Regions from separate parts of the Homo sapiens genome. Here region 2 is linked to region 1. Evidence: read pairs that join two places in POLR2A ChIA-PET (ENCODE). Cell type or tissue: Caco-2. All regions are shown on one strand. Links, peaks and the distances in the headings refer to the core of each region. The heading gives the core; the rest is flanking DNA.

Region 1 (12,229 bases), core at 3,503-6,002:
CCTGTTCCTGTGTGCCACTGCCCGCCTACTCCTATGCCTCTCAGCTTTTTCTTTTCCCCTCCACACACCCATGGCTTGTTTGAAATATACATCCCTTTCCCTGGGCAGCTGCAGTAATTTCTCAGTCTTGACTCCCAGGCAGTGAAATGTGCTGGGAACAGATGTCTCCAAATCTGTTTGTGTCACTGTCTCAGATTCAGATGAAAGCCCAACTTACATGTACCAGGAATTTAGCATGTGTTTTTACATACCTTACCTCTCTGTCCTCACAATATCCCTCTAGAGTAGTATCATACCGTCTTCATGAGGAAATTAAGGCTCATAGATGCTGAGTAACTTACCCAAAATTTTACCATTAATAACTAGTAGAGCTAGAAATATGAACCATCAGGGTAGGATTTTGTCTTATTTCTCATCATGATAGCAGCTGGCATTTGAATAATGAGATATTATCTAAGTCCAGTTCTTCTCATTCCAAACTTTTCCACTACGCTTCCCTGCTATACCGGTAGTTATGCCAACAAATACAAGTGGCCTTTCTCTCAGAGGTTGAGCATCCAGCCACCATGTCCTTGCTCAAACTGCAAATTGGTCTTGTCCAATTTGCAGTGTGTATATGTGGCTGTGTCAGTCTTACTAACTACCAGAACATTCAAAATCCTTAATCTAACTTGCCTGGGTTCACTGGAGTGTCATATAACACAAAATACACAAGGAAATGGAGAACAAAGTTGGCCGGCCCATGCAGCCTAGTTCAACTGTCAAATGAGAAGGAATTCTGAATAAGACAGCCCTTCTGCCTGACAATGCCCTTGCTGAGACAGCACAATTCACTTCAGAAGCTTCCTTACCAGCTCTTTGGAGAAGTAGCAAAATCTCCTAACTATACTCATGTGCCATGCCACTTGGTTCTCCACTCCATCCCACTGCTGGGGAAGAGAAGAAAAGATAATTGGAATATTGGAGATGAACAGCAAAAGCTCTTCTCCTCAACTGTCAGGGAGTCCTGAGGTGCCTGGAGGCAGGAAGATGAACTGATAACCCTCTCAGGTCCCCGGGACTTTAATTCAGGTAAAGCAGGATGCAGGCTCTGGCTTAACAGGGTAATCGTAGGAGCTCGGACTTGACCTGAGTGGGGACACTGGGAAGTGATTCCAAGGAAGGTGACCCTTGCCAGACATTCTTCGATATTCACCAACTGGTCTGTTCACCTGAGCTTTGAGAGCTCAGTTTTCTCCAGAGGGACTGTCAGGTCAAATCCTCATTCTCTGCATACAGGTCCTCATCCTGAAATTCTAGTCTCCTGGACTTGAAACTCCCGGGAAATGTGGAGAAAAGGGTGGATTTGAGAGGTGAATGCAAAAAGAAGGGAAGAAGAATGTTCAAGATGAGAAAATAGATCACTCTCTGAGACATGTTTTCTTTTAATCAGGAAATGAAAACTGAGGCAATTATAGGTTGAGGGGATAATTTTCTTTCACTTCTTGCTTTTTTTTCCAGGTGTTCTTCTTGCAGTCAAATGAGTCAGACAATTTCATGAATTGGCCCATTTCCTTTGTCTCTATGAACCTAAGGTATTATTCTCATTATTTATTTTTGTTTTACTTTTAGAAATGGAGTTTCACTCTGTCAACCAGGCTGGAGTGCAGTGGTGTGATTATAGCCCACTATAATCTTGAACTCCTAGGCTCAAGCAATCCTCTCATCTCAGCCTTTAAAAAAATTTTAATTTTAATTTCAATAGTTTTTGGGGTACACATCGTTTTTGGTTACATGGATAAGTTCTTCAGTGATGATTTCTGGGAATTTAGTGCACCTATCATCTGAGCAGTGTGTATTGTACCCAATATGTAGCCCTTTTTTTGTTGTTTTTGTTTTGTTTTTGAGACAGAGTCTCACTCCATCACCCAGGCTGGAGTGCAGTGGTGCAATCTCAGCTCACTGCAACCTCCGCCTCCTGGGTTCAAGTGATTCTCATGCCTCAGCCTCCTGAGTAGCTGGGATTACAGGTGCTGTGCCACCATGCCCAGCTAATTTTTGTATTTTTAGTAGAGATGGGGTTTCATCATGTTGGCCAGGCTGGTCTCGAACTCCTGACCTCAGGGGATCTACCCGCCTCAGCCTCCCAAAGTGCTGGGATTACAGGCATGAGCCACCCCACCAGGCCCAATATATAGTCTTTTATCCCTCACACTCATCCTCCCCTTCCCGGCCCACCACTGAGTTCCCAAAGTCCATTATATCATTCTTTACATCCTCATAGCTTAGCTCCCACTTATAAATAAAAATATATGATTTTTGGATTTCCATTCCTGAGTTACTTCACTTAGAATAATGGCCTCTAGCTTCATCCAAGTTGCTGCAAAAGACATTATTTCATTCCTTTTTATGACTGAGTAGTATTCCATGGTGTATATATACCACATTTTCTTTCTTTCTTTTTTTTTTTTTTTTGAGACAGAGTCTTGCTCTGTTGCCCAGGCTGGAGTGCAGTGGCGCCATCTCAGCTCACTGCAAGCTCCGCCTCCCAGGTTCACGCCATTCTCCTGCCTCAGCCTCCCGAGTGGCTGGGACTACAGGCGCCCACCACCATGCCCGGCTAATTTTGTGTATTTTTAGTAGAGACGGGGTTTCATCATGTTAGTCAGGATGGTCTCGGATCTCCTGACCTCGCGATCCGCCTGCCTGGGCCTCCCAAAGTGCTGGGATTACAGACATGAGCCACCACGCCCGGCCTATATACTACATTTTCTTTATCCACTCATTAGTTAATGGGCGCTTAGGTTGGTCCCATATTTTTGCAATTGCAAATTGTGCTGCTATAAACATGCATGTGCACGTGTCTTTTTCATATAATGACTTCTTTTCCTTTGGGTGGATACCCTGCCATGGGAATGATGCATCGAATGGTAGCTTTAGCTCTACTTCTAGTTCCTTAAGGAATCTTGCTGTTTTCTATAGTGGTTGTACTAGTTTACATTCTCACCAGCAGTTTTATGCATGTTCCCTTTTTGCCACATCCACATCAAAATCTATTATTTTTTGACTTTTATGACAATTCTCGCAAGAGTAAGATGGTATCTTATGGTGGTTTAATTTGTATGTCTCTGATAATTAGTGATGTTGAACATTTTTTCATATGTTTGTTGACTGTATATCCTCTTTTGAAAATTGTCTATTCATGTCCTTTGCCAATTTTTTGATGGGATTGGTTTTATCTGGCTGATCTGTTTGGGTTCCTTGTAGATTCTGGATACTGGTCCTTTGTCAGATGCACAGTTTGTGAATATTTGCTCGCACTCTGTGGATTGTCGGTTTACTCCGCTGATTATTTCTTTTGCTGTGCAGACCCTTTTTAGTTTAATTAGGTCTCATTTATTTATTTTCATTTTTGTTACATTTGCTTTTGAGGTCTTAGTCATGATTTCTTTGCCTGAGCTAATGTCTAGAAGTGTTTTTCTCATGTTATCTTCTAGAATTTTTATGGTTTCAGGTCTTAGACTTAAGTCTTTGATCCATCTGGAGTTGATTTTTGTGTAAGGTGAGAGACGAGGATCCAGTTTCATTCTACATGTCCACTTCAGCCTTTTGAGTAGCTGGGACTACAGGTGTGTGCCACCACATCTGGCTAATTTCAAAATATTTATTTAGTAGAGACAAGGTCTCGCTATGTTGGTCCAGTCTCTAATTCCTGGCCTCAAGTAATCCTTCCTCCTCTTTCTCCCAAAGTGCTGGGTTTAAAGGTGTGAGGCACCACGTCTGCCCTATTCTCATTATTGAATCTATAAAGTTCTTGGCATGGGCTCTGTCTCAGGGAGCAGTGCAGGGCTAAGTCCAGAATCCAGGTCTCCTCACCCAAGCCCTGGCTCTCAACTACCCCTCAGGGGTCTCTGCCCTCCTGTGGAAGAGAAGTTCCAGTTCCATGACAGGCAACTTGTCAGGATAAGCATCCAGAAACTGACCCGCCATCAGTGGCACTTTGACAACTGTCTTCTTAATTCAAGGTTCACTTAGCATAGGTCTCATAACTGCTTTGCTCAGAGCTGGCCTGCTGGCCTGCAGTTTAAAGAGAAAGGATGCTATGGCCAGGATCCTCAGTGTCACAAGAGAGGAAGTCAGGGAATCACAGAACCTTACAGCCAGAACAGACCCTGGAGAGCGGGAGGTCTGCTCTCCTTTCAGAAAGAGAAGCTAAGGCCCAGAGCAGGGAAGTGGCTTGTCCAGGGTCACACAGCTGAGCAAAGTGACAAACCTGGACCAGGAGCCAGCCTTCAGGTCAGCAGTCTGGTGCTCTTCCCACCTCAACCTGCTCTCCTCTTTCTTAAAGAAAAAGAAAGAGAAGGTGTTTCAGTAGTGAGTGTGGGATAGCCACCCACTTCACCATGGTTTGGAAGCATCTCTCCATCCCTCCTCTCACTCAACAGCTGTGGCAGAACAGTCAGGGCCTGCCTGACCTCTTGAGTTTTATTGTCTCCTCTCAACTTGGGCTTAAAGGGACTTTATTAACCATGACTAATACCAGAGGATCCAAAGCTGCACCCACTTGTTAATTTTGAGGAATTTTTAAATGCGGGATTTAAAAAAGATTTAATTTCACGCATAGGTATGAACAGCCCCTCATCATCCCAGGTAGAGGATGAACAACTCATCATCCCGGGTAGAGGCAGGTAAGTGTGTCCAGCGTCCCTCAGGGAATGCTCTTCTGATGCCAAACCCTCTGCTTCCGCGGGGTCACTTCTCGGGTGGTTTTGTTTCTCCTCTGCTTCCACAGTTGCAAACCCTCGAAGTGCCACGACCCCTGGGGAAACTCGATCTTAAGTCCCATGGCCAAACGCTCCAGCCCGCGGGGCTCTCAGGACACCACAGCGATCGGATTTCGCGTGGCCGCCAGGCTCCCCCTACTCCTGTCCCCTCCCGCCAGAGAACCCCTGGAGCCAATCAGAGCGTCGCGGAGCCCGGGGTTGTAGAGTCCCGAGCCCGGGACCCGCCCCTCTTTGTTGCGGTGGCCAATAGACGCATTCGGAACATCGGCGGCTGCCCGGGTGACTTGGTTATATGTCACAGAATAACATTCGAGAATGGGACATGGAATGAGGCGACGGCCCCAGCAAGCCCCAGCAGCCCCAGCCCCAGCCCCAGGCCCAGCAGCAGCAGCAGCAGCCCCTGCTCTCCCGCCGCCCGGAGAGGCTCTGCAGCCATGAAGCCAACCGTCCCGAGGTAGGATCTTGGAGCTGCCGCGCGCCCTTCCTGCGCGCCGCCCGCCTGCAGCCAGTCCCTCCCGGTGATAGGCGCTGGAACTCGGGGAAAAGGGGGCGGATGGAGCTCTTTCCACTAGATCCCCGCCGGGGTCCGGGAGGGCTTCCTGGAAGAAAGCGGGCCGCCTTGCAAGCCAAGGCTGCTGCAGCGCCCTCGCGCCAGCTCTGGGCGCTCACATGCCAGCACGTTCGTGGCTCCCCTCCTCTCTTGGCCACATCTGAGGACCCAGGAATGTGTGGAGCCTTGCGGGAACCTCCTGTTCCTTCATGCTACACAAGCTGTCTTTCTTCTCCCCACATCTTGCGCTCCGCATCCCCCAAGCTCCTTGTGCCCCTCCATCCCCAACCCCCCGGGTTTAGGTGTGTGTGAAGCTTCGTGGCACATTTTGAGCTGCCTTTCTAGGTAATCGCAGGGCTGGAAGCCCGTCATCGATTCTCAGGGAGGCTGTCAGCGTGCAGGGGGGAGCGGGGAGTGTCGTGGAGACACTCCGGGACCCCTCACTCGGTTCCGCTGTGCGTCCACTTAGCTGTGGTGTCAGCTGTGTCTCCGCTGATTTCAGGCACCGCCGGTAAGCAGGGAGCCTCCGCGGAGCTCCCGCCGCCGCTCCCCCTTGGTGAGTCCTGCCGCAGCGAGAGGCATGGAGAAGGCCGCCCCCGCGGGGCGCTGATCCCCTCGCCGCGCCCGCGCGCACACGCCCCCCGCCGCCGCCGCCGCTGCCGCCGCCGCGCGCCCCCAGTACCTCGCTCCCCGCCCAGGCCCCACCATGACCGGCTCCGCGGCCGACACTCACCGCTGCCCCCACCCCAAAGGCGCCAAAGGCACCCGGTCCCGGAGCAGCCACGCGCGGCCCGTGAGCCTCGCCACCAGCGGGGGCTCAGAGGAGGAGGACAAAGACGGCGGGGTGCTGTTCCACGTCAACAAGAGCGGCTTCCCCATCGACAGCCACACCTGGGAGCGCATGTGGATGCACGTGGCCAAGGTGCACCCTAAGGGGGGAGAAATGGTGGGCGCCATCAGGAACGCCGCCTTCTTGGCAAAGGTCAGTGGCTTCCAGGGCGGAGTTGGGGGGCTGGGGGTAGGTAGGCAGCGATGGGACCGTTTCAGCCTATACATAGCAAACACAGGCAATCTCCATTTTCCTAGTCCTGCTACAAACTCCCTTCCTCTCCCCATTCCTTCCTGCCAGCCCTTTTCTAATTGAGATATTTAGATTGGAAGCCTAAGAAATGGGGAAGGGAGAGGTAGCGGGCTTGCTATCCTGGGACTGTGTAATTGGATTGTGCCAAGGTGTCTTTGAAGCTCCAGCCAAACTCTATTATTTACTCACCCCCACATACATCCTCCTTCAGCAAAAGCTAGAGCCACCAGGTACCAGCGATGCCAAAGAATGCACAGACCCCAGGGATCCCACCCTGCTTGTTCTCTTTGGAGTGTCTTGCTCCTCCTCTGCTCCCCTCTTCCCCCAGCAAATGATTTATTAAGCTGTGAATGAATTTGAAATCAACCAGTCAGACTTCTCAGTGTGAATAATTTCCAGACTTTTTGCCAGTTTTTTTTCTTTTCTTTCTGGTTTTTTTGTGTGTGTGTGTGTGACAGTGACTTTCACCTCTGAAACTTGCAAAACGGTGAACTCTCTCTCTCTCTTCCCAGCTTATTTGTGCTCCAAGAAAAAAGAAAGACTTTTGGCTGAGACTTAAAAGGGACTTTCCAGTACACATGATGAATTAGTCTCACTGGATAGAAAAAGAGGATGAGGAGTGAAACTCTCTTTTTGCCTTGGAGAGAAGCCAGTGAGCCATTTGGGTTTGGTGGCTAAGGATATCTTTACCGAGGGAGGGAGATGTACCCTGGTGGGAGTAGATACGTTATATGAAACATCAAAATGCAAACTGGGGAGAAATGCTGCCGAGCCTCGGGGTTATAGCGTGGCGGATGGTTTCCCCTGGACCCTGGGGACGCTGGTACGGCTGAGAAGATTCCTGGGCAGGTCTAGGAATGCCAGACTTGAGACCCGGAAGGCCATCTGGTTGATTCCCCAGCCTGGTGACAGCTGAGCATCTGAGCCTGCAGGCCAGAAAGCTGTGTGTGTCCTTGGAGAAGTGACAGAGCCTCTAAACTTCCTGCTGCAGTCAGTTACAGTGTTCTATTACTCTGCTGGTCAAGGAGATCTTCATTGTGCCCAACTAGAATCTTGCCTGCTTTAGTGTCAACCATAATTACCCTTGCTGAGTTCTTGAATATGAGAACAACCTTTGTTCCTGGTTTGCAGTTCTGACTTGAGAATTTTTCCTCCAGTGAGGAGCCGAGAGCCCTTAAACTTGGAAGAAAAGTGACCACAAGGAAAAAAACGCCTGTTCCTACTGTCCCATGCTGCCTTTCTTAGTAGCACCCGTACCAACCCTGCCTCTAATTGTGCTTTTATCCTTCCTCCAACCATGTATGCGGGTGCGCGGGGGGGGGTGCATTCTCTATGTGGGAATCATGGAATTTTGCTGTTTGTAGAGACCAGTCTCCCACCTCTCAACAGAATCCCCTCCTCTTTCTGAAGACCTCTTGGGAATGGGGAGCTTGCTGCTTCCCAGGGCAGCTGATCTTAGGCCTGGCCAGAGTCGATTGTTAGGAAGCTCTTAGACCAACCATAAATCCTCCTCGCAGCACCCTCCCACCCGCAAATCACATTTCATCACTGATTGTTGTGTTCCTCTTGCCTTTTGAATCAGGGCAGAGCATTGTCAACTTCCTTTGCTACTCACAGCACCCTTGAATGTTATGAGAGAGTGCTCTTAGGATGGAAGGGACTTGGAGTAAAAATCAAGGAACTGAATCCTAGTCTTGGTTGTATGACATCTAGCCTTGTGCCTCACTTAAGTGAGGTCATTCACTTAAAATCTCTGTCCTTAGTTTTCTCATCTATAAAATGGGAATAGACCAGACTTTGTAAGTTCTTTCCAGCTCTAAAATCTCATGATGTTATGACCCGTGAGTCTCCAGGTCACTAATGCTGATCTGTGTGATGCTAGAGGTCTGCTAGACTATGAGCCCTCAGGACTGTGACTTTTTCTATCATTCTGCTTCTGCTTCTTCCTTTGGCCTTCTTTGTCCACAGATAGCTCCTTTTGCCCTTTTTCTTTTCTTTTTTCTTATTTTGGAGACAAGGCCTTCCTCTGTCACCCAGGCTGGAGTGCAGTGTGTGATCATGGCTCACGGCAGCCTCAACCTCCCAGGCTCAAGCAATCCTCCCACCTCAGCCTCCTGAGTGTAGCTGGGACTACAGACACGTACCACCCAACCTGGCTAACTTAAAAAAAAATTTTGTAGAGACAAGCTCTCACCGTGTTGCCCAGACTGGTCTCAAACTTCTAGGCTCGAGCGATTCTCCCTCACTGGCTTCCCAAAGTGGTGGGATTACAGGTGTGAGCCACCGCATCTGGCCTTTTGCCCTTTCTTATATGTCATAGCTCCCAGACCAACTCACCCTCCTCCTTCTGAGACAATTCCTAGTTTGTCAGTAGTCATTTGCAAGCACATATGAAACACAGGCTTCTAAATCATGTCTGAGCAGTTTAGAACACAGACTGCTACTTCCTGAGACCTGTACCTGATTTTTCCATTATTGTAGCTGAATGCTGTGTTCTTAAGAAAGTGTTACCTTTTCTTTTGAGATGGAGTCTTGCTCTGTCACCCAGGCTGGAGTGCAGTGGTGCGATCTCGGTTCACTGCAACCTCCACCTCCCGGGTTCAAGCAATTCTCCTGCCTCAGCCTCCTGAGTAGCTGGGATTACAGGCACATGTCACCATGCCCAGCTATTTTTTGTATTTTTAGTAAGATGGAGTTTCACCATATTGGTCAGGCTGGTCTCGAACTCATGACCTCATGATCTGCCCACCTCGGCCTCCCAAAGTACCGGGATTACAAGTGTGAGCCACTGCGCCCAGCTGGTCTTCCCTTTTTTACACAGTGGCCACATCATATTGTACTTTTCATAGTAACTAGAAGGTTACGCGAAAACTGCTTCCAAGCCAGGAATCCCCAGCCCAAATGTGGACAGTCAGCTTTTTGGCCCTAAATATAAAGAACTTAACATTTCTCTCACATTGCATCTTAATGGTTGGTTCTCTATCCCCAGTCCTATCATGGTATCTCCCCTGGTCCTGACATTCCCCAAGCCCTGACCCCTGCCTAGGCCTTAACATGGGAAGAGCCTCAAAAGCTCCCTTTTCCAGGGGCCACTCCTCTCGGATTAGAGGGTTGTTTCTGTGCTCAGCATGGCAGACTCTTTCCTCTGGGGTCAAGTCCTTTTCTCCATCAACCAAATCAATATCTTACTGAGGAATTTGTACAGAAGAAGGGTGGTAGGGTGGCGGCGGTGGTAAAAGCTTGGCAGGCTTCAGGGGGATTAACCATTTTTGGCCATTGAATGTAGACTAAGAAGCAAAAGAAGTAGATGGGGGAGGTTTTCAAGGGCCTGCATGGAGGACTAAATGACACTTCATTTGACTACAGGACATTCCCTTAGCAGCCATGGTAACTTCTGCCTGAAGGTCCAGATATCCCCATCTTGCAGGGATTCCCCTGCTTTGAGATCCTCCTTCTAAATTTGTGACTGCAGGCCTCTCCCCTGGAGGTTGTTGAGTCTGAAGTTAGCAGTTGACGAGGTCAAAGGCAGGATTTTTCAGAAAGACTTTAAGGAAACAGCAAGAGTCAGTTGGAGGATAATAGCAGATGGGAAGCGAGGCTCAGAGAGAGTGGCCAGCCCAGAAGAAAACAGTGGGCATTCTAGGAAAATTCTAGGACAATCCTCCTGTTTCTTAACAGCTTGGAACTGGACTCTCCTTGGGGCAGAAAACCAGGATGGATTCAGCAAGAAACAGCAGTCGGTTTCTTGCAGACCTCACTTCTTGTGCCTTATTCTCGAGTTGATTCCCAATTGGAAAATAATTCACATTTAGAGGACCGAGCTTCACCTGAGTGAAGACACGGGAGTGTTTGGTACTAGAGACCTGGCTGCAGTCAAGGGCTGTCCCTGCCCGCTGCCACCTCTTGCAGGCATCTCCTTTCCTCCCCCATCCTGGATTGAGAACCTTCCGTCTGTCTGTCTGTCCTGCACCTCTGTCCCAGGCCCTTCACAGGTTCCTGGCTGCCTCTGTTGCAGGAGCCTGGGGCTCATTCTGGGCTCATGGGTGCTGTTTTGTGCTTCTCTTCCCAAGCTGCCAAAGAAGATTCTTCTGCCTGGTGCCTGCATAGTGTTTTCAGAGTAGGGATGACAAAAGGTTTTGAATTCCCCTTGCTCTTGTTAAAGATTCCTAGTGCCTGGGGTTCTTGCTGCCTCTCTGGTTCCTTTCCTGGTCTTTCCCTTCTCTGCCACACGGCAGTTCAGTTACACAACTGTCCATCCGTATCACTTCCCTTGCGTTCTTCCCACAGGTCAGTTGTGCTTCACAAGAACAGAGTGGAAGAGAGGCTGCTCACAAGAGCCTTGCCTGTGGTTTGTTTCATTGTTCTTTCTCTTGAACACCATCTTTCTGTCCACTCCACTCCCTCCTCCTGCCCCCTAGCCCTCAAGTTTTCTGGGGCCCCCACCCCTAGAAAACAGGCACAGTGCCTGTGTGAAGAGGTTGGTTTCGATCTGTTTCCTCTAGATTGTGCCTTCATCAGCCTGGCCACGGCTGTGGGGCTAACGTAGGCAGCAGGTGGTGAGACCGTTGAGGGGAAGGGCTACAGAAAGACAAAGTTGGAGTTTCAGGTAGTACAGCAATTGATGAAATCTGGCAGGAAAATAGCATGAGGAGGGACCCCAGTCACGAACAGAAAAAAGGGATATGCCCTGGGCTTTTCTTGAAAAGGTTGCACCAATTTATGTTTGCCTCGATCCTGTAGGAGAGCATCCTTACCAGCATTGGGTATCTGTATTTCAGCATGTTTTTGCTAATTGGAGAGGTGAAAAATGACATTTTGCAGTGGGTTTAATTTGCATTTCTTATATTATTAGAGCACTTAAACAATTTTTTCAAGTATTTGGTTATTATTTGCTTTTCTTCTTTTGTGAATTGTCTTTTCGTGGCTCTTAAAATTGTGGAGAGAGAGATATATATATGATACAGTTTACCATTTTCACCGTTTTTAAGTGTACAACTCTGTGGCATTGAGTACCTTCACACTGTTGTGCAGCCATCACCACCATCCATCTCCAGACGTTTTTCATCTTCCTAACTGAAACCTTGTATCCATTCCACACTAACTTTCCATTTCCCTCTCTCCCCAGCCCCTGGCAACGACCATTCTACTTTGTGTCTCTATGACTTTGACTACTCTGGGAACCTTATATAAGAGGAATTATTCAATATTTGTCCTTTTGTGATTGGCTTACTTCATTTAGCAAAATGTCATCAAGGTTCATCTATGTGATAGCATGTGTCAAAACGTCTTTCCTTTTAAAGGCTGAATCGTGTTCCACTGTATACCATCGTATATTCCGTGGTGCGCCACATTTTGTTTATTCATTCATCTGTCAATGGACACTTGGGTTGCTTCCACCTTTGGGGGCCATTTTTATTTTCACTGAGGCCTAAAGATTTTTCTTGTCACTTTGCATGAGCTCATAATGAATTAAGGGTATTAACTCATTGTCACCAATGCATCCCCAGGGAGCAGTGAACGTTTTCATCCTCTCCATTAAGGTAAGAAGGTATCTTCATGATGTGAAGCTCCCAAGTTGAGTGTCCAGGGACTCTGCTGCTGCTGTTTCTGTTTTCCAGTTCCAGAAAGTAGGGATCATTCAGGTTTCCCCAGCCTAGACCCCTGACAATATATTGGTGATGAATAATACACAGCTTACACTTTTTTTTTTTTTTTTTTGAGATGGAGTCTTGCTCTGACACCCACGCTGGAGTGCAGTGGCTCAATCACTGCAACCTCCGCCTCTCAGGTTTAAGCAATTCTCCTGCCTCAGCCTGCCAAGTAGCTGGGTTTACA
Region 2 (12,229 bases), core at 5,846-8,345, 57 kb after region 1:
ATTTTTATGTGATCTTGACCTTTGTTTAAGTATGTGAATTTCAAAGAGTATTTGAGCTGGTCCAGGTCCACAGACAAGCTGTTTCCCTTCCTAACACTACCTAGGTGCCTAGGTATGTTTCAGACATTGTGCTTTATATGCTTTGTCTCATCTAATCCTCACAACAATCCAAACTATAGACAAAGAAACTGAACCTCAGAGATGTTAAGTTTCTTGCTCAAAATCATTCGGCTAAAACACAGCAGAGTCAGGACTGGAACTCAGGCCTATCTGACTTAAGGGCCAGCACCCTTCACCAGCACGGAATACTATCACCTTCATTTTTTTATCCAAGTGATTTTTGAGAAATGAGTTTTTTATTCAACTAAAGTTAGCAAATGTCTCCTTTTGCTTTCCAGAACTCACTTTTCAGCTGTCACTAGGACCTCTGTTTGCTTCAGCTGTGTTTGTGTCAGATCACTGTCTGTAAGAATAGAGGAAAATATATTAATGTTATTGTTCTAGTTTGCCTTAATATCGTCATCTTACTCTAGAAACAATATTTAAGACTTATCTAGGTTAGAAAGATGCCTAGTTACATGTTTCATTCTGGAATCTATATATTTCGATGGCCTCCAGAATTAGGAAAAATAGAAAAATGCAAACAATTCCAAAGCAACATGCAAGTAAATCATGCACAGATAATTCTGGAAGTTCAACTTTAAAAAGGTAAATTTAGAGGTCTTAAGAAAAAAAATGAATAACTACATATTTATATATATGAATATTCATCCCTGAGATTTTTTCTTTTTAAAAACTTAGTTTTATGTCTTCAAAGGGAACATGATTACCCAGCAGACTGCCAAAATGTATTACAAACACTTACCTGTCTTTTCTACTTTTGGTACCTGCTGTACCTCATACACACAGTTCTGTGAGATACCTAGGTTTGGGGGCCAAATTGGAATAGATAAAATTCTTTGTCCCCGTGAAGACTGTTCCTGGCCAGATACCTAAACAAAATTTCAACAGGTATCTTAAGTGAAAAGATTTTAAATAGCTTATGAGTTGAAAAATTTATGTCTTAAATAAAAGGTAATCCAAAAGTGGTAAATTATTACCCTTTATTCATTGTATTAAGTGATTCTTTGGACTTATAAAATCTTCTTTTCTTTAAATACAATTCAGAAAGCACTTATCATTTACATAAAAATGACAATCTTTTTCCCATACATGCTTTTCTTTAATTTGGACATACAAATCATCTATCGCTTTGAACTAACACTATTCATCATTTTTTACTACCTGCAATATAGTTCCTATTGTATCAAATATAGGCATGCTCACAGGTACTGCGGGTTTGGTTTCAGGCCACCACAATAAAGTGAGTATCTCAATAAAGCAAGTCACATAATTTTTTCAGTTTCCCAGTGCATGTAAGTTGCGTTTATACTATACTGTAGTTTACTAAGTGTGCAATAGCATTATGCCTAAGAAAATACATACCTTAATTTAAAAATACTTCATTGTTAAAATATCCTAACAATCATCTCAGCCTTCAGTGAGTCATCATCTTTTTACAGGTGGAGGATCTTGCCTAGATATTAATGACTGCTGGCTGATCAGGGTGATGGTTGCTTAAAGTGGGGGTTGGCTGTGGCAATTTCTTAAAATAAGACAACAATGAAATTTGCTGCAGCCATTGATGCTTCCTTTCATAAAAGATTTTTCTGTAGCATCTGATGCTATTTGACAGCACTTTATCCACGGAACTTTTTTTCAAAATTGGAAACCCTTCCAATGTTTTATCAATTAAATTTATGTAACATTTAAAATCCTTTGTTGTAATTTCAGCAATGTTCACAGCATCTTCACCAGGAATAGAATGCATCTCAAGAAAATACTCTGCTCATCTATAAGAAGCAACTCCTCATCTATTTAAGTTTTATCATGAGATTGAAACAATTCAGTTAATTCTTCAGGCTCCACTTCTAGTTCTCTTGCTATTTCCACCACATCTACAGTTACTTCCTCCCCTGAAGTCTTGAACCCCTCAAAGTCATCCATGAGGGCTGGAATCAACTTCTACCAAACTCTTTTTAATGGTGATATTTTGACCTCCTCCCATGAATCACGAATGTTCTGAATAGCATTTAGGATGCTGAATCCTTTGCAGGTTTGCAATTTACTTTCCCCAGATCCATCAGAGAAATCACTTCTATGGCAGCTATAGCCTATGAAATGTATTTCTTAAATAAGGAGACCTGTAGGTACAAAATTACTCCTTGATTCCATAGGCTGCAGAATGGATGCCGTGTTAGCAGGGATGAAAAAACATTCATTTCCTTGTACATCTTCATCAGAGCTCTTGGGTGACCAGGTGCCTTGTGAACGAACAGTAATCTTTGGAAAGGAATCTGTTTTTCTGAATAGTGGTCTCAGCAGTGTGCTTAAAATATTCTATGCCATAAACAGATGCACTGTCATCCCCAAGCTTTGTTTTTCCACTGACATAGCACAGGTAGAGTGGATTTAGCATAATTTTTAAGTGCCCTAGGATTTTCAGAATGGTCAATGAATGCTGACTTTAACTTAAAGTAACAAGCTATATTAGCTCCTAACAAAAGAGTCAGCCTGTCCTTTGAAACCAGGCACTGACTTCTTCTTTCTAGTTATGAAGTCCTAGATGGCATCTTCTTGCAATATAAAGTGGTTTCATCCACATTAAAAATTGTTGGCCAGGTGCGGTGGCTCATGCCTGTAATCCCAACACTTTGAGGGGCTGAGGCAGGAGGATTGCTCAAGCCCAGGAGTTCGAGACCAGCCTGGGCAACATGGTGAAACGCCACCTCTACCAAAAAATATTAAAAAATTAGCCCGGCGTGGAGGCATGCACCTGTAATCCCACCTACTTGGGAAGCTGAAGCAGAATCGCTGGAACCCAGGAGGCAGAGGTAGCAGTGAACCGAGATCGTGTCACTGCAGTCCAGCCTGGGCAACAGCGCGAGATCCTGTCTCAAAAAAAAAAAAAAAAAAATCTATTATTTAGTGTAGCCACCTTCATCAATGATCTTAGCTAGATCTTCTGGATAACCTACTGCAGCTTCTACATCAGCAGCACTTGCTGCTTTACCTGTACTTTTATGTTATGGAGATGGCTTCATTCTTTAAACCTCATAAATTAACCTCTGTTAACTTCCAACTTCTCTTCTGCAGCTTCCTCATCTCTCAGCCTTCAAAAAATTGAAGAGACTTAATGCATTCCTCTGGATTAGGCTTTGACTCAAGGGAATCCTGTGGCTGGTTTGATCTTCTATCCAGACCACTCAAGCTTTCTCCATATTAGCAATAAGGCTGTTTTGCTTTCTTATTATGCCTTCATACACTGGAGTAGCACTTCTAACTTCCTTCAAGAACTTTTCCTTGCATTCACAACTTTGCTGTTTGGTGCAAGAGGCCTAGCTTTTGGCCTCTCTCAGCTTTCAAAATGCCTTCCTTGCTAAGCTTAATCATTTCTAGCTTTTGATTCAAAGTGAGACATGTGAGTCTTCCTTCTACTTGAACACTTAGAGAGCGCTGCAGGGCTATTACTTGGCCTAGTTTCAATATGGTTGTGCTTCAGGGAATATAGAGGCCCAAGTAGGGGGAGAGAGATGATTAGTGGAGCAGTCAGAACACATTTATCGATTAAGTTCTCATTTTATATGGGTACAGTTCATAACACCCCAAAACCATTACAATAGTAATATCGAAGATCACTAATCTTGGATCAACATAACAGATGTTAATAATAATGAAAATGCTTGAGTAATGCAAGAGTTACCAAAAGGTGACAGAGACAGGAATTGAGCACATGCTGTTGGAAAAATGGCAATGATAGAGCTGCTTAAGGTAGAGTTGCTATGAAACTTCAATTTTGTAAAATGCAGTATGTTTGAAGCTCGATAAAGCAAAGCACAATAAAATGAAGTATACCTGTACTAAGAGAGATTAACTCTTACAAAATTTTAAACTTATTGGCTGGGCATGGTGGCTCACGCCTGTAATCCCAGCACTTTGGGAGGCCGAGGTGAACCTGCAGGTCACCTAAGGTTGGGAGTTAGAGACCATCCTGGCTAACACTGTGAAACCCCATCTCTACTAAAAATACAAAAAATTAGCCGGGCTTGGTGGTGCAAGCCTGTAGTCCCAGCTACTCGGGAGGCTGAGGCAGAATTGCTTGAACCTGGGAGACAGAGGATGCAGTGAGCCGAGATCCCACCATTGCACTCCAGCCTGGCGAAAGAGCAAGACTCCATCTCAAAAAAAAAAATAAATAATTTTAAACTATTACTCAAAACTCCAGTGTTGGAGAGCTTATTTTGGTAAATATACTGAAGATGAAATGATCTAAAGTAAGGAGAGGAAAGCACAATAAAAATAATCACGAGATAAATTGTGCTAAGCTAAAGAAAATATTTATTATTCTACAACGGAAACTTGTATAATAAATGTTAAATTACTATTTTGCCCACAACCAGCATTCAAAATTCTATCCTGCCACCTTGTGTTACTTATCGGTGAAGTATCCATGTCTGTCAATACTTTTTTTTTTTTTGCTGCCTGTTAATTCCTCCAAGCAGTATGTTGCCACAGATAGATGAAAAAGATATAAATCAACCAAGTGAAAATAATTACTTACTAGAAGAAGCTGGGCACAGTGGCTCACGCCTGTAATCCCAGCACTTTGGGAGGCCGAAGCAGGTGGATCACGACGTAAGGAGTTCGAGACCAGCCTGGTCAACAAGCTGAAACCCCGTCTCTACTAAAAATACAAAAATTAGCCAGGTGTGGTGGCACACACCTGTAACCCCAGCCACTCGGGAGGCTGAGGCAGGAGAATCACTTGAACCCGGGAGGTGGAGCTTGCAGTGAGCTGAGATCATGACACTGCACTCCAGCCTGGGCGACAGAGTGAGACTGTCTCAAAAAAAAAAAAAAAAAAAAAAAAAAAGTCATGGAAAATCATAGTTTGATAAAGTGAGGGTACTGGATCATCCAAGGTTTTCAAATAGCCATGTAATGACTATCTTCACATTATCATGAGCAGAGCAACTATGTCCACTCCCTAATAACAATGAAGAAAGCACTTACCTTTCCTATGGGAAGTCCTTCATAATTCAATTTTCCTTCCTTTATGAAACTATATAGTGGAGAACCAGGAACAGAATTAAAGTCACCACACATAACAATAGGGCAGAAGCTGCCATCTTTCTGGTGGGCAACACTGGAAATCTCTGCCAGTAGCATTGCCAATTGCGTCAGCTTAATATCACCTCGCCTTGGATTATACAACAGATGCGTATTTGCTACGCAGATTGCAGGGCAGGCAGCATATGGAATTTTGGGCTGTAAGAGTAAAACTAATCCAACATTGTCTCTGTCCAACAGAGAAATATCAGGGCGGAAGAATTCCACTGGGTTCACTGACAAGAGTGAAAATTTGGAATGTTTGAAGCAAATAGCACAGCCATCAGGTTTCCTTCCTGTCCGCATCTTATATTCACAGTGATAACCTACAAGAAACAAATGAATTTAAAACAAATGACTGCTTTTATATATTTATCAAAACACAGCTCACCTGATACTTCTGAACAATGTTTACCAAACTGTATTCTGCAAAACATTAGTAATGTAGGATGTCAATAAACATTGGAATAAAAAACGTTTGACACTGGGTCTAACAGGCCTCTTTATGCGCAGACTTCAGCCCTTGATATGCTAATGTGTATTATCAGTCTCCCGTTGCCATCCTAGTAAAACTTAGTCATGGCAATAGTAAAGCTTTATAATAATCTATTCTCTCACTCTCTCCACCCTATATTCCTGATCTTTTTGCCTGTAACTCCTTCCCCCTCACTTCATTCCAATCTCACTGGCCTCCTCACTTGCCTTAACACACTCCAACCTCAGGGCCTTTCCCTTGCTATTTCTGTTGCCTAGAATGTTCTAGGCATCGCTTATTCCTTCACCTCCTTCAAATATTTGTTCAAATGTCACCTCGTCTGATCATTTTGTTTAAAACTGAAACCTCTCCTATTCCACTTTCCTGCTTTTCTCCAGAAAACTATCATTACTTAATATGCTATTTACTTATTTATTTGGTTAGCCTTTCTCCACCAGAAGGTACACTCCACACAAGGGAGAAATTTTTTTAATCTTTTTTGCCCAATGCTATATCCTCATTCCCTAGAACAGTGCACGGTATATAGTAGGCACTCAAAAAAAAATTGCTAATGAAGGCCAGGCGTGGTGGCTCACGCCTATAATCCCAGCACTTTGGGAGGCCAAGGCAGGCGGATCACGAGGTCAGGAGATCAAGGCCATCCTGGCTAATACGGTGAAACCCCGTCTCTACTAAAAAAAATTCAAAAAATTAGCTGGGCATAGTGACGGACGCCTGTAGTCCCAGCTACTAGGGAGCCTGAGGCAGGAGAATGGCGTGAACCTGGGAGGTGGAGCTTGCAGTGAGCCGAGATTGCACCACTACACTCCAGCCTGGGCAAGAGAGAGACTCTGTCGCAAAAAAAAAAAAAAAAAAAAATTGCTGAATGAATGAATGCAAAGTAAGCACACTTCTCAAGTATATGGGACCACAGATAACTTGTTTCTAGGAGTGTTTATTTATCAAACAGGTTTTTGGCATCTATCCATTAGGTAGACACTGGCAGGCACTGGTATTATAATGATGAACGAGACAAAATGGTCTCCTGGAGCTCAGAAGCTTATAGGTCTACAGGTGGACAGAACAACTCCTAGGAAAGGGAGCTACTAAGATATTCTTACACATCTTTCTGTTTGAATTAAAATTATACACCAACACAAAAGTTTCCAGTGAGTACCTCAATCTTTTCCTCTTTGAAATTAAGTTTTTAAAATTAAGATTTTTAGCCAAAATATGCCACACATCTTTGTCAGCAAGTTATACTTTAATGACACATGAATTTTCAAAAGTAAATTTGGCTAAAAGTTACATTGCCTTGTCTCTATAAAAAAAATTAAATAATTGGCCGGGCATGGTGGCACACATCTCTAGTCCCAGCTACTCAGGAAGCCGAAATGAGAGGATTACTTGAGCCCAGTAGGTTGAGGCTGTAGTGAGCCATGATTGTGCCACTGCACTCCAGTTGGGCGACAGAGTGAGACCCTGTCTCAAAAAAGAAAAAAAAAAAAAAAAAGTTGCATTGTACCCAGTGATTCCAAACTTGGCCTGATCTCTGCTCCATAATGATCTTCTTGAACTTCTTGCAAACAAAGTACCTTGGAAGAAAAAAATAGCTTGAATTAGAACACAGAGATGCAATCATGAATTTCCTGGTGCTTTTATCTTAAAATATCTAAAAGCAGGCTTCTAAAATTCCACACCTGATAAGAATTGAAATAAAAGACTTACCTGTTTTTCTTGTTATAGATCTACCAAATTAATGTTTCCGAATTTTGATCAATCTCAAAACTCTGGCCCTCAATCACATGGAGCTCCCTTAGTACTCAAAATTATTATTTCCAAAAGGAAATATTCTTAGCTTACATGTCAGGATATTTTTCCGGGTTTTACATGTTCATTGGTACTATCTTTCAGGTCTTAAGAGGCAGATTTCTTTGAATGCTATCAGGTAGGTGACATTTTTGCATGAATTACTGAAATTTCAAATCAAAGTTAATATTTACTGAATACTTAATATGTTGCCAGTTTCTGTCTCAAAACTGACCCATACTTAAAAACTTTTTGGACCCTCTTTGAAAAGTTAGATGATTATTCATACCAGCAACCACTAACAAATGCCTCTCTGAAAGTTATACCTTATTAAGACTTATTCCATCATTATTCTTAAACATATTCCTTTCTTACCCCACAAACAAAATGGATAAAACCATTTAGTTCATAAATGCACAAATGAAACATTTAACCCAACTTTTTCTTTCTTTCTTTTTTTTTTTTTTTGAGGCAGAGTTTTGCTCTTGTTGCCCAGGCTGGATTGCAATGGTGCAATCTCAGCTCACTGCAACATCGACCTCCCAGGTTCAAGTGATTCTCCTGCCTCAGCCTCCTGAGTAGCTGGGATTACAGGCATGAGCCACCACGCCCGGCTAATTTTGTATGTTTTAGTAGAGACGGGGTTTCTCCATGTTGGTCAGGCTGGTCTCAAACTACCGACCTCAGGTGATCCACCTGCCTCAGCCTCCCAAAGTGCTGGGATTACAAGCATGAGCCAGTGTGCCCGGCCCCAACTTTTTCTTATGTGAAGAATTTCAATAATATTTTGCACTTACGTCTGCATCAAAATGTTTAATTTCTTTCAGAATATTGGGAAACCTAAAACTCCAGTGTAATACTGGCCGCCGGCAATGTCTATAAAGGTGAGAGTTATCTTCCAGTAAATCTTGTGAAAGTATATTATAGGACATCACTGAAAAGTCAAACTTGTTCTCACTGTCTTCACATTTGGGATCAACATTTTTGTCTCCTAGGATCTTCGTTTTTTCTTTATCATGGCTACATATATATTCCCAATTCCGCTTTATCACACCTGTTAAAATATATTGCACAAATATAAGGAATTAATCAAAAGCAGACCATACAGTTTCCCACATATATGTATTTTTCAGCCTCTTAAAAATTCCCATAAGCAATGAATAGAATGTTTTTCCCTAGGAAGTGGCAATATAGCACTGAATAATTAGAACTGTTATCAAATTGGTTACAAATGCGGTAACACAATATACTGACCAACAGGTTTAAAACAGGTTTAAAAGAATCTTGCAAGTCATTCTGGAGGCTGAGAGTATGTGTTAACAAAGCTAAGACTATACAGAGGTTGTGGTTTCTCACTTCTCTACAGTTAAGAAGTGGCTCTGCCACAGATGTGATTGGCAGTTTTATAACTATAACAACAAATTTGTATGTCAAAGTTGGCTTTTCAATAAGATGATTTTACACTGTATTTTATTCCCTATTAGTGGGATAAGATCGTCAAATGATTAACCAAGTTCCAGAAGCAACCCTTAGTTCAGAATTCTAGTTTATACATGAAAGAAGTGTATATAATGGCAATATATGGAAGAAGTTTTAGTGTTTAAAACACTGAAGTGGAACATGCAAACAAAATAACAAAAGAAATCTTTTAAATGTACAACAAAGGAAAAGTTAAATATGACATAGCTACAGAATGCTAGTAAATGATGGCTAACCAACAAACCTAGCATGCAACAACCAGGCGTGTGTTCATATTCTGCAAACACATCATGCATTCTGCAAAAGTGATGAAAAGAATAAAAAAACACAAGACTTTGCAATCATAGGCAGTCCCTGACTTAGAAATAACCGTGTGTGTGATGTGTGTGTGTGTATTCACCTTTGATCTTGTCTCCTACATCCTATCATTAAAGAGCATGCTCTTACTGCCATGGAAACCATGAAGAGAAACACGGAATTTTTGGAGAATTTATGAGTTCAAAAGAGAAAACAAAAAAATGGGAAGAACATGGGAAAACAGATTTGGAAATGGACTTCTAAGTATGATTAAATTATATAAAAAATTTCAGCCCCTAGAATATCTCCCTCTATCCTGCAAAGGTTTTCACTTCACTGGAATACAATGCCTGGAATTCCACCAATCAAAAATTAAATTGAAGTTAAAATATCCTATACACTTATATAGAGGGTGAAATAAAGACTAAAAGGAAACACACCCATATTTTTAAGAGTAGTTATCTCTGAGTGTTAGGACTGTGAAATATTTTTGCAAATCTTCTGCACAATACATTTACAATCAAAATATCAATATGCTATTTAAAAATGCCAATGAAGTAATCATTTTAAAGTATGATTAGGCCAGGCACAGTGCCTCATGCCTGTAATCCCAGCACTTTGGGAGGCTGAGGCGGGTGGATCACCTGAGGTCAGGAGTTCGAGACCAGCCTGGCCAACATGGCGAAACCCTGTCTCTACTAAAAATACAAAAATTAGTCGGGTGTGGTGGCATGCACCTGTAATCCCAGCTACTCAGGAGGCTGAAGCCAGAGAATCGCTGTAACCCGGGAAGCAGAGGTTGCAGTGAGCCGAGATCGCGCCATTGCACTCCAGCCTGGGCAACAAGAGTGAGACTCCAACTCAAAAAAAAAAAAAAAAAAGATGGAAAGAAACAAAACCAAACTAAACAAAAGTCTTCAACTATGAAGAATTTTGCCTAGAGCCTATCCTATGCCCAGGAAAGGAAACTATCCTCTTCCCTATCATTCACTGAAGATAGGAATCCTACCCCCAATGGCTCAGAACTAAGGCCAATTGTACTGGCTCTGCAGAGCCATTCAGATTTATAACAAAATTTCTATAGGGAAAACAGAACTGATTGGCCGGGCGTGGTGGCTCACACCTGTAATCCCAGCACTTTGGGAGGCCAAGGCGGGTGGATCACAAGGTCAGGAGACCAAGACCATCCTGGCTAACACCGTGAAACCCCGTCTCTACTAAAAAATACAAAAATTTAGCCGGGCGTGGTGGCGGGCACCTGCAGTCCCAGCTACTCGGGAGGCTGAGACAGGAGAATGGCGTGAACCTGGGAGGTGGAGCTTGCAGTAAGCTGAGATTGCGCCATTGCACTCCAGCCTGGGCAACAGAGTGAGCCTTCGTCTCAAAAAAAAAAAAAAAAAGAACTGATCATGTGTAGAACACAATTCATTCATAAACTGGAGACTGTCTATGATGGTTTTAGCCAAATCAAAGTCTTCTTATGTATACAAGATGGAAAGGGTTCCAGTCATGCAAACAATATATAAGCTATCATCACAGATGGAGCACTACCCTGGTTTCACTGCCATATTAAAATATGAAAATTAAGGTCTAAAAACCTTATTCATATTTCCTTATAAAACATGTACATGTAATGGCATATAAATGCATTAAGATTTTTATTGTCCTGGTCATTAAAGTTTATAAACAACTCTTTTTGCAATTCCATTTTTTAAACAACCAGGACCATTAGTTTATCTGGTTACTACAGTGGCTTTCAAACTTCTACAACTTGTAGAACCCTTCTGTGTTACTTTTCATGCCATGGAACACCAATCCCTGGCATGCTGGGACTGGGGCTGGGATGATGGGGTGAACACATATTTTATACTGACCACATTTGCTTTTAATAAACTTACAGAAATGTGTTCAAATATGAGGGTTCCATGGAAGACAATTTGAAAACCACTGATAAGAGTGGATAGTCTCTGGCCTTCATATGCTTCACAACATAAATTCACACTACAAAAGCTTATATACCTTCCATATCAGGAGGAACAAGGTGATCACAGCAGAGAAGACAGATGAATCAAAGAAAGTAAGCAATAGGCCTGATCAGGTTTTTAGGGTGCCTAATTACAAAGTCATAATTGTATCACACAAATCCTTCAAATACCACTTTAAAGTGATAGGCAAGTTAGCAATGCTGTTTTCTTGATTGAAAAGTATTAGTGAAATATCGGAAGTCACAAATATGGCTTAACGAAGAGCATTTTCCTTATTCACAACACCTAGGAAGAATGGACATATAGAAAGTCAGGTTGTAATCAAGCTTTATCAGTAGGTAAATGTAATTCCCCATCCATTAAGGGAAAACAACACCATAATTTTCTGAGTACCTACTATGAAGCCAACAGTGTGTTAGGCACTTTGACATACAGTATCTCATTTCATTCAACAGACTTTCAAGTAGGCATTATTTTACACGAAAAAATCAAGGAGCAAAGAGGTTAAGTAAGCTGTCCAAGTTCATATAATTAGTGGTGGGGCAGAAAAGAAAGCAGGGAGTGGTTCCTAAATCAATGCTTATGTAGCTATGCCACAGCTCCATCTGAAAGCATCCCAGATTTCTAAGAGGCTAAACAAGAGGAGTGTGCTGACCTGATGGACAAATTTTTATGAGTGAAAAGCAATCTGGTATCATCATACTGCCCTATATTTATAGATCTTAGGATTGTTCTTAGAAACCTAATTTTAATGCCTCTAAATACACCTTTCATTCATTCAAATATTTCTTGTTTATCTCCCTATGCTGTGGTTAAGTACTATACACAAACAGATTTTCACTTTTGGACAGTTAAGAATTTCTACAAGTGTTTTTTTCTGACTAGGTCCTTTGTAACTGTGTAGCAATAAGTTACACATTTATTTGAATATTAGCTTAGCAAAGTTGATTGGGACCCAGCTGAAGCCTGTAGACTA

What was found. Peaks named below come from ENCODE experiments on the same cell type or tissue, not always from the same donor. Only the 100,000 strongest peaks of a DNase experiment are listed, where the experiment ranks them.
Region 2: POLR2A ChIA-PET joins it to region 1 with 7 read pairs; 6 of 35 experiments call an interaction of 5 or more read pairs at or near these places.

What each region holds. Positions count from the first base shown.
Region 1 is chr1:212,945,524-212,957,752 of GRCh38, forward strand. VASH2 (vasohibin 2) reads left to right here and starts at 5,018. Exons shown (of 8, transcript NM_001301056.2): 1 at 5,018-5,217; 2 at 5,816-6,295. The coding sequence starts at 6,020. RefSeq lists enhancers at 5,004-5,153, 5,674-5,723, 9,878-9,927. In Caco-2, for the core only: no CTCF peak of the experiment used is centred there; a DNase peak (open chromatin) is centred at 4,988; H3K4me3 peaks cover 1,606 bases.
Region 2 is chr1:212,999,921-213,012,149 of GRCh38, forward strand. It overlaps ANGEL2 (angel homolog 2), which reads right to left. Exons shown (of 9, transcript NM_144567.5): 3 at 8,290-8,546; 4 at 7,209-7,278; 5 at 5,113-5,534; 6 at 866-992; 7 at 406-463. Among named protein-coding and RNA genes, the nearest start is that of ANGEL2, 9.8 kb to the right of the region's middle. In Caco-2, for the core only: no CTCF peak of the experiment used is centred there; no DNase peak of the experiment used is centred there.